2 separate regions of the Homo sapiens genome follow, and region 1 is linked to region 2. A link is an interaction called in ENCODE POLR2A ChIA-PET data of the cell type or tissue named here. Cell type or tissue: PC-9. All regions are shown on one strand.

The links. ChIA-PET counts read pairs that join two places held together with the same protein. Peaks named below come from ENCODE experiments on the same cell type or tissue, not always from the same donor. Only the 100,000 strongest peaks of a DNase experiment are listed, where the experiment ranks them.
Region 1: POLR2A ChIA-PET joins it to region 2 with 5 read pairs; 1 of 35 experiments calls an interaction of 5 or more read pairs at or near these places.

What each region holds. Positions count from the first base shown.
Region 1 is chr11:9,564,271-9,568,270 of GRCh38, reverse strand. No RefSeq gene overlaps it. Among named protein-coding and RNA genes, the nearest start is that of WEE1, 7.4 kb to the left of the region's middle. RefSeq lists an enhancer at 2,159-2,268. In PC-9, no CTCF peak of the experiment used is centred here; a DNase peak (open chromatin) is centred at 2,130; H3K4me3 peaks cover 447 bases; H3K27ac peaks cover 3,885 bases.
Region 2 is chr11:8,717,581-8,721,580 of GRCh38, reverse strand. It overlaps DENND2B (DENN domain containing 2B), which reads left to right. Exons shown (of 20, transcript NM_213618.2): 5 at 3,689-3,840. LOC107984308 (a long non-coding RNA gene) reads right to left here and starts at 3,397. Exons shown (of 2, transcript XR_001748118.2): 1 at 3,293-3,397; 2 at 2,049-2,500. In PC-9, no CTCF peak of the experiment used is centred here; DNase peaks (open chromatin) are centred at 200, 510, 2,070, 3,540 and 1 weaker place; H3K4me3 peaks cover 3,247 bases; H3K27ac peaks cover 4,000 bases.

The sequences.
Region 1 (4,000 bases), 850 kb before region 2:
CATCACGTGCCTTAATAACCTCTGATGGATGTGATTATTTGACCATTTCACCGCATGTTCATCAGCATACCCTGAGAGTACAGTACCGTCAAACTCAATTCTTCTCTAATTGTTCAGTGTTTTTGTTTTTGTTTTTGTTTTGAGACGGAGTCTCGCTCTGTCGCCCAGGCTGGAGTGCAGTGGCACGAGCTCAGCTCACTGCAAGCTCCGCCTCCCAGGTTCACGCCATTCTCCTGCCTCAGCCTCCCGAGTAGCTGGGACTACAGGGGCCCGCCACCATCCCTGGCTAATTTTTTGTATTTTTAGTAGAGACAGGGTTTCACCGTGTTAGCCAGGATGGTCTCAATCTCCTGACCTCGTGATCCGCCCGCCTCGGCCTCCCAAAGTGCTGGGATTACAGGCGTGAGCCTCCGCGCCTGGCCAATTGTTCAGTTTATTAAATGTGAGACTAGCATTATCTCTTGTGAATAGTGTTCAATAAATATAAGTGTGCTTTCTGGCTTGGCATGGTGGCTCATGCCTGTAATCTCAGCACTTTGGGAGGCCGAGGTAGGAGGATTCCTTGGGCGCAGGAGTTTGAGACCAGCCTGGGCAACATAGGGAGACTCCCTCTCTACAAAAAATTTAAAAAATTAGCCGGGCATGGTGCGCCTGTGGTCCCAGCTGCTCTGGAGGCTGAGGTGGGAGGATTGCTTGGGCCTGGGAGGTAGAGGCTGCAGTGAGCCGTGAGCACATCACTGCATTCCAGCCTAGGCAACAGAGCAACACCCTGTCTGGGGAAAAAAAAAAAAGTTATAAGTATGCTTTCAATTATAGCAATGTTGTTTGAGAAAAATTCATAGTTGTTAATGGCTTTATAGTCAGTAATTGCAATATGTGACTCCTGATGTCCCCAAAATTAATTTACTTAATATGGATGGGCTCAAGTTTATGCACAACCAGCTAGGAAGATCAAATCAGAACACAGTATCTATGTAATAAGAACTTGAGAAGCATAACCCAGGAAAAACAACCAGTTAAGAGCTTGTATTTATTTTAATAAAATAAACATTTCTTGTCGTGCCAAATTAATCTTTAAGGACTACTAACATGCAATTTCCATGCATCGTTCTGATATTTATTTAAGATAGATCAAGGGTAGATCATTATATCCTTTGGATATGGGTATATCAATTGTATGGATTCTATATAAAATGTCTGAAGATCTAAGATTTTCATTCAGGTTTTCCTTGGGGTCTCCAGCTAGGAAAGACCATGCTAGGGTACTTAAAGGTTGTATCTGTTCATGTATGAAACAGCTGTAACCAGCCTTATTTATGAAAGGAGCCCTTAGGCCTACTCCTAGTTATCTCAGCAGTTCTCAGCCTTACACAGGCCCCCTAATCTTGAAACACTTCATAGTCCACTGCAATAGGTCAGGCAGTGGTACTAACGCAAGACTTTTCCCAAGAGAAAATACCACTGACCATTTCATTCCTAGATAAGAGAGTAGTTCTCAACCAAGATATTTTAAAATTATAGCTCTCTGAAGCATTTAGCCAAAACATTAGCAAATAACCCCTTCCTATTTGCTATTTTATAATTCTTTTCTATTGGAATGGAACTGAATAGTCCCATTTTCTCCAATATTCCTTTTTTTATTTCCTTTACAGAGGCACAAAGGTTGCTGTTCTAATGTGGTCCCTCCGTTTGGGGTCCCTGACTTCCCGCAACACTGTTCTCTATATTTTTAATGAGTTTCAATAACTGAAAAGTTCACTTCACAGAAATGTCATAAACAGAGGGAACTGTGAGTGCCCAACAGAATGCAGGCACTTATTAAATATTCAGGTGATTGATTAATTGCCTCTCCTTTTGGGTTAGTGACATACACAGGAAATGACCTGAATGACCACAGGGACTGCCAGTTGTTTGCTGGCCACATTGTGATTATTTAAACTGGCTTCGTTCAGATTACTGCAGCACAAAAGACGTGATGACTCTTCTCCAGTGAGTCAAGGGGCCGTGTCTCATTAGGGGAGGGAAAGGAGGTAAGACAGACATCCCATGCTGGTCTTTTGTTAGCAACAGGAGCGTGTTTAGGTATTGCTGTGTTTTGATGACTCAGTGGTGAGTCAACTTTAAAGTTCCATAAAAGGCCTTGTTCAGCTCAGACAGGATTGAGAGATGACCTCATCCAGTATCTAGTTGGGTAGAGAGTAACCAGTTGTGTGTGACATGATAAGCCGATAAGCCGATTGGGAGTGTATACAAGAAAAAAAAAATTACTGGTAAGGATGAACTAGTTTCTAACTACAGAAATCAACTCTGCTTGGCAGTCCTCTATTGAGTGTCTACTACGTTCAAGCATCTTATCCTACCAGCTGCACATTTGCTTAATACAGGTCAGAATATGAGAAAGGCCCTAAGTGCTGCAAAGAGCTGGGGTGCCTTTGCAGGAGCTGGGAGAGGGGAGAATATTTTGGTGCCAACTATATGATAGGCACTGACCCAGATGCTTTACATACTTATTTAATCTTTACGGGAACTCTGTAAGAGAGTTATTTTTATTCACATTTCACAGATGAAAATGAAACACAGGTTAAAAAATGCCTTCATCATACAATCATAGAACTAGTATTACTGAGACTATATTTCTGAAACTTTATTTTTAATTTTAAAATTTAAAAAAAATTTTACATTTACCCATCCAATGACCTATCAATATTTTTTATTTTAGTATTATTTTTTTGAGACAGGGTCTTCATCACCCAGGCTGGAGTGCAGTGGCACAATCATGGCTCACTGCAGCCTCAACCTCCTGGGACCAAGCAATCTTCCCACCTCAGCCTCCTGAGTAGCTGGGACTACAGGCACATGCCACCATACCTGGCTAATTTAAAAACAATTTTTTTTTGTAGAGACGTGGCCTCACTATGTTGCCCAGACCAGTCTCAAACTCCAAGGGATCCTCCCACCTCAGCCTCTCAAAATGTGGGGATTACAGGTGTAAGCCACCATGCCCAGCCTTCTGAGACTTTATTGCTGCTGACTTAAAGCCTGGTTCTTCCTACCCCAGTAAGAAGGGCATAAGGTGAAGGGTGAAACAGGGAGATTTGATGAAGGCAGGGTCACACTGGACCCAGCTGGGAGGCCAGGCTAGTTGAGCAGTGTGATGTCTAGAGTCATCCTTCCAGGTATGCCGGCACACAACTTGATGGTGTGAATGTGGACAATGGGATCCAGGGGGAGTCAGACTTGTACCTTATTTTTTTGTTTCATCATAAAATCCAAATGTATTTTAAACTCTAAAATCAAGAGGAAAAATTACAAAGATTGATATCAGAAAGTAAAGTAAGGGATGAAGAAGTGGTAGAGGGTTGGAGGAAAGTGCTAGTTTAAAATAGTGAAATCAAGGAATGCTTTTCTGAGGAAGTGGCATTTGAGCAGGAACCTGAATGGAGTGAGAAAATCAGCCACAGAGAGATCTGGGGGAAAGTTTACAAAACCAAATATTGGCATTGTTTATTATACTCCATATTGGAAACCACCCAAATTTCCGTTAAATGCTAAAAAACTATAGCTTGCAAAATAATGAGCTGGAACTATATGTACAAAATGAAAAGATGTCTATAAGATAATGGAGAAAAGGGCCAGGTACAGTGGCTCACACCTGTAATCCCAGCACTTTGGGAGGCCAAGGCAGGTGGATCACTTTAGGTCAGGAGTTCTAGACCAGCCTGATCAACACGGTGAAACCCAGACCGTACTAAAAATACAAAAATTAGCCAGGTGTGGTGGTGCATGCCTGTAATCCCAGCTACTTGGGGGGCTGAGGTGAGAGAATCACCTGAACCCTGGAGGCGGAGGTTGCAATGAGCTGAGATTTTACCACTGCACTCCAGCTTGGGTGACAGAGCAAGACTGTGTCTCAAAAAACAAACAAAAACATATAATGGAGAACTGTATAATGATTCAATTAAAAACAAACAAACGAGAAAATTAACCTAAAGCAAACATA
Region 2 (4,000 bases):
CCCTTTCTGTCCTGTGTGAGAGAGGGAAAAAGGCTGAGAACCAGGAGAAACAGCTGGTTGGAACCGGACGGAGGTTGTTGGGGAGGGAAGCTGCAGACCCAGGACCCTAGTAATGGGTGTGGTCCAGGAAGCTTAGGACTGTGTTTGGAGAAATTCTCAGTGCCTGTGCGTATACACACACCCCTTTCCTAACTGGTTTTTCCAGTTAGGTTGGGGCTGGGGGAGTGCTGTATGTGTGGTTAAGACCAAAGGAGTTATGGGGAGGAGTGAAAGGTTGTGGAGAGGAGTGGGAGGTTGTAGGGAGGAGTGGGAGGTTGTGGGGAGGAGTGGGAGCAGGGCCCAGAGGGGCTGGATTCTTCCTTTAAGAGGATTTGTGTGACACCTTTGGGCTCTGATAATCCCCTTTTAGAAGAGTGCAAAGCAGAAATTCTCGGTGATGCCTTTTGTCCCTTATTTCATCATCCAAGCTGGGAAAGGTTGAGACCTCTGGCTTCTCCAGCTGGGCTTGCTGAGGGCCAGGCCTTCAGGGAAGAGGGTCCACCTCTTCGTCCCTCTCCAAGGGTCATGTGGACTGTCCCAAGAAAGCTGTGTGGGCAGGAATGCAGGTAGAAATTTGCAGTCTGCCAGGCTCCCTGTCTCCCATTCATGCCCCTGCTGAATCTCCCATTCAGCCTTAGCTCCTTTAGCTCTGTCCTCCCTAGGATGTTCTGCACACCATTTCCCAGCCTACCGTCTCCTCCAACTCTGAGCCATTCCTTTGATACTTATTTGCTCTCAGCTGGTTCAGTTTAGTGGTCCAGGACTCAGGGTCCACTTGTCTCTGTACATCTCCATCCCCTGGTCCCCTGTCCACCTGGAGAGATGACTGGGAGAATCTATTTGAGACAGCTCCTCCGGGGCAGTCAGGAATGGTCCAGGAAGCTGAGAGATGAGTTAGGGCAGTGAAGGGACCAAGCTGAGGCTGGGGAGGCAGCGTGTGGGCTGCAGCCAGCCGTCTATTTGCTGGAGAACTGATTAGTGGCTTTGTTACATTAGACAGGATGTTAAACATTGCTGGAGAAGAGAGGCTGGCACAAGGGGCTGGGGAGGAGCAGGCCTTCCTGAAATTGAGTTTCCAGAGACAGGACCTATCTTGAGAACCTGATGTTGCTGGCTGTTTTCCCCTGGGTTGTCAGTGATGTGCACCAGGCTTGTACATCTATTACTTCCCTGGGCCTCAGTATCCTATGTCTTTTTCTTGGAGCTTTGGATTTTGTATCAATATTCAAAGCTCTTACTGTAGGGAAAAGAAGGAAGGAAGGAGGGAGTGAGGTGAAGGAGGGAAGGATGGAAAAAAAAGAGGGCTAGTCTTGGGACTCATGTCACACTCAGAAGCCATTGGAAGTTTAGAAAGCTCTATCTAAAGCAGTGGTTCTCAGTTGGGGGACAACTTCACTCTTCCCTCCCTCCATTCCTGCCTCCCTCCCTCTCTCTCCCTCCTTCCCTCTGTCCGTCCCAGAGAGCATCTGGCAGTGTCTGGAGACATTTTTGGCTGTTATAGCTAAGGAGATGCTAATGTCTCCTGGTGGATAGAAGCCAAGGTTGCCACTAAACATCCTAAAAATGGACAGGACAGTCTACCACAACAAGAATTATTCAACCCCAAATGTCAGTGGCTTGGAGAAACCCCTGGGATTGGGACAAGGCTTCCTATAGGTTGGGGATGACAATAAAGGCCCTGGCTGATCATGCAGTCCAAGGCAGTTTCGATTTGTTGAGCTTGGCATAAATGTTCTCCCTGCCGTGATGTGGACAGTGATGCTCTGGTCCTGTTTTAGGGGATCAGAAGACTGTGTCCTGGCATTCTCCCTTCTTAGTTCCCCCACCTCCTCACTCCTGCAGGGCATATGTTGGGGAAGGATCAAGAAGTAGAGAATCCATCCCCAACACCTCCCTAAGTGCCCCACAGTGGGGTAGGCTGGAGAAAACATGCAGGGGGTGCCGGGTTTGCTATTTGGCTTCTTGCGACAGGGCTGCTGGGCCAGCTCCGCTTAGTCAGGGCTCTGGAATGGAGACAAGTCATTTTAATAGCATGACTGTGTTACAGGAAAAGGTCTGTTCCATTGCTGGGGACTCTGCTTGGAGTTGGGAATCACTTAATCCAGTCCCAAATCCCAGTGACCCATCTTTGACTCATAAGTTTACAGAGATTTATATTGCTCCCACTGCAGTCTATTTAGCTGTCACTGAAATCCCTCCTTCACACCCACACCCTAACTCTGTTAGAGCATTTCCTAAATTCGTTGTGGTTCTGCATAAGTAGATGCCACAATGTGGAGGGAGCTCCACTTTGGAAATGGAGGAATCTGCAAGCATATAGGGATTGGCTCTTCTCCCGTGTCCTCTCTAGGAAAGCTTCACTCTCAGCAGCCTTTGTTCCTCGTCCTCCAGCTCCTTCTTCTGCCTGCTTCCTGAGGAGTGGGGTCTGAGTTCCTCTGGGGCGTAAGGCACATTCAGACATCTGTAGAACAAGTGTGGGACTCAGTGGCACCCAGGCTCAATCCTGCTGCTGAGCAGAGGTGCTGGAGTGAGTCCTGCTCTGCAGCAGGAAAATAGGGAAAGGGGTGCAGAGAGGGCTGTGTTCTGAGTTCCCCAGGGACCTGTTCACCCCACGGATTCTGCCACCAGGATTGAGCTAGGACTGACCCGGCCCATGGTGTTACTCTATTTTAGAAAATGTGTGTGTTGGAGGGGTGGGGGCAGGAGATACAGCTTGTGGAAAGGAGTGCCACTCAACATCTTCAAGGGCAGGGATTCTGTTTTGGACTTTTCTGAGATTTTCTGGTAATGCCAATACAATGCCCGCTGCCAGAGATTTTAGAACTAGTCCTGAGAAGCAAGAACTCCCCTCACCCCCACCCTTTGGCCCAGACTCCTTCCAAGCCTTTCACACCTCCCCTGTGTCACAGCAGGAGAGTTTGTTCCAAAAGGGGAGTGTTGATGGTTCTCTTTTTGCTGAGATCAGCGGTAGAGGGAATAGACACTACAGTAGGAGAGTCATCGAACAGATCATTACTGAACACTTCCTCCTTGCTAATCACTGTTCCGTTCCGAGGTTGCCTCAGTGAACAACACAAAACCCTGCCCTAAAAGACTTGTTGAACGGCATCGTAGGTGAGAAGGGGGCCTGGCGAAGCCCTGCTCCCTACGGTTCTGTGAGTTCCTCCATGCCCACCCTCCAAAGTAGGTCCCCAGGGAGATCCCCTGAGAGTTGGGTGAAGGGACAGCCATGTGACCTGAAAACCCTTCCTACCTTGAACTGTGTTATCTCTGGGGTGTTTGCAGCAGAGGGAAGGGAGCCAAGGAAAGACTCTTGTTGCTGGCTTTGTCCTCTGGCTGGGCACAGGCAGGGGTGGCTGAGCCAGTCTTGTGCAATCCCTGAATTTATAAAGCAGAGGCCAGGCTGAGCTGGGCTGGGGGTGGGGGGTTGGGGGGGGTGGGGGGGTGGGTCTGCTTCTGGACTTGGAGCCAGGATCTGTTTGTAGCCTCCCCACTGCAGACGGGCAGCTGCATGACTCATGAGCTGAGGGGCCAGGCAGAAGCCATTCTCTTTGGTTCACAGGAATTCTGCTTGTTTATTTGTGTGTGTGTGAGTTCGTGTGTTTCCTTCTTCCCTTCTCCCCCTTCTCTAACTCTTCCTCCTCTGCAGGAGATCTGCCCAAGGAGAATCCATATGAGGATGTGGACTTAAAGAGCCGAAGAGCAGGACGAAAATCCCAGCAACTGTCTGAGAACTCCTTGGACTCTTTGCACAGGATGTGGAGTCCTCAGGACAGGAAGTACAACAGCCCGCCCACACAGGTAACTCAGCCCTGACATCGGCCTGTAGGGTTAGCGTGAGGGCCACAGTGGGGGCCTGCTCTTCCAAGACTTGGGCCCAGCTTCCACTCAGGCTTTTACCCTCACTAGTACTTGATAAAGGGTCTACGGCCATACCACCCTGAACGTGCCCGATCTCGTC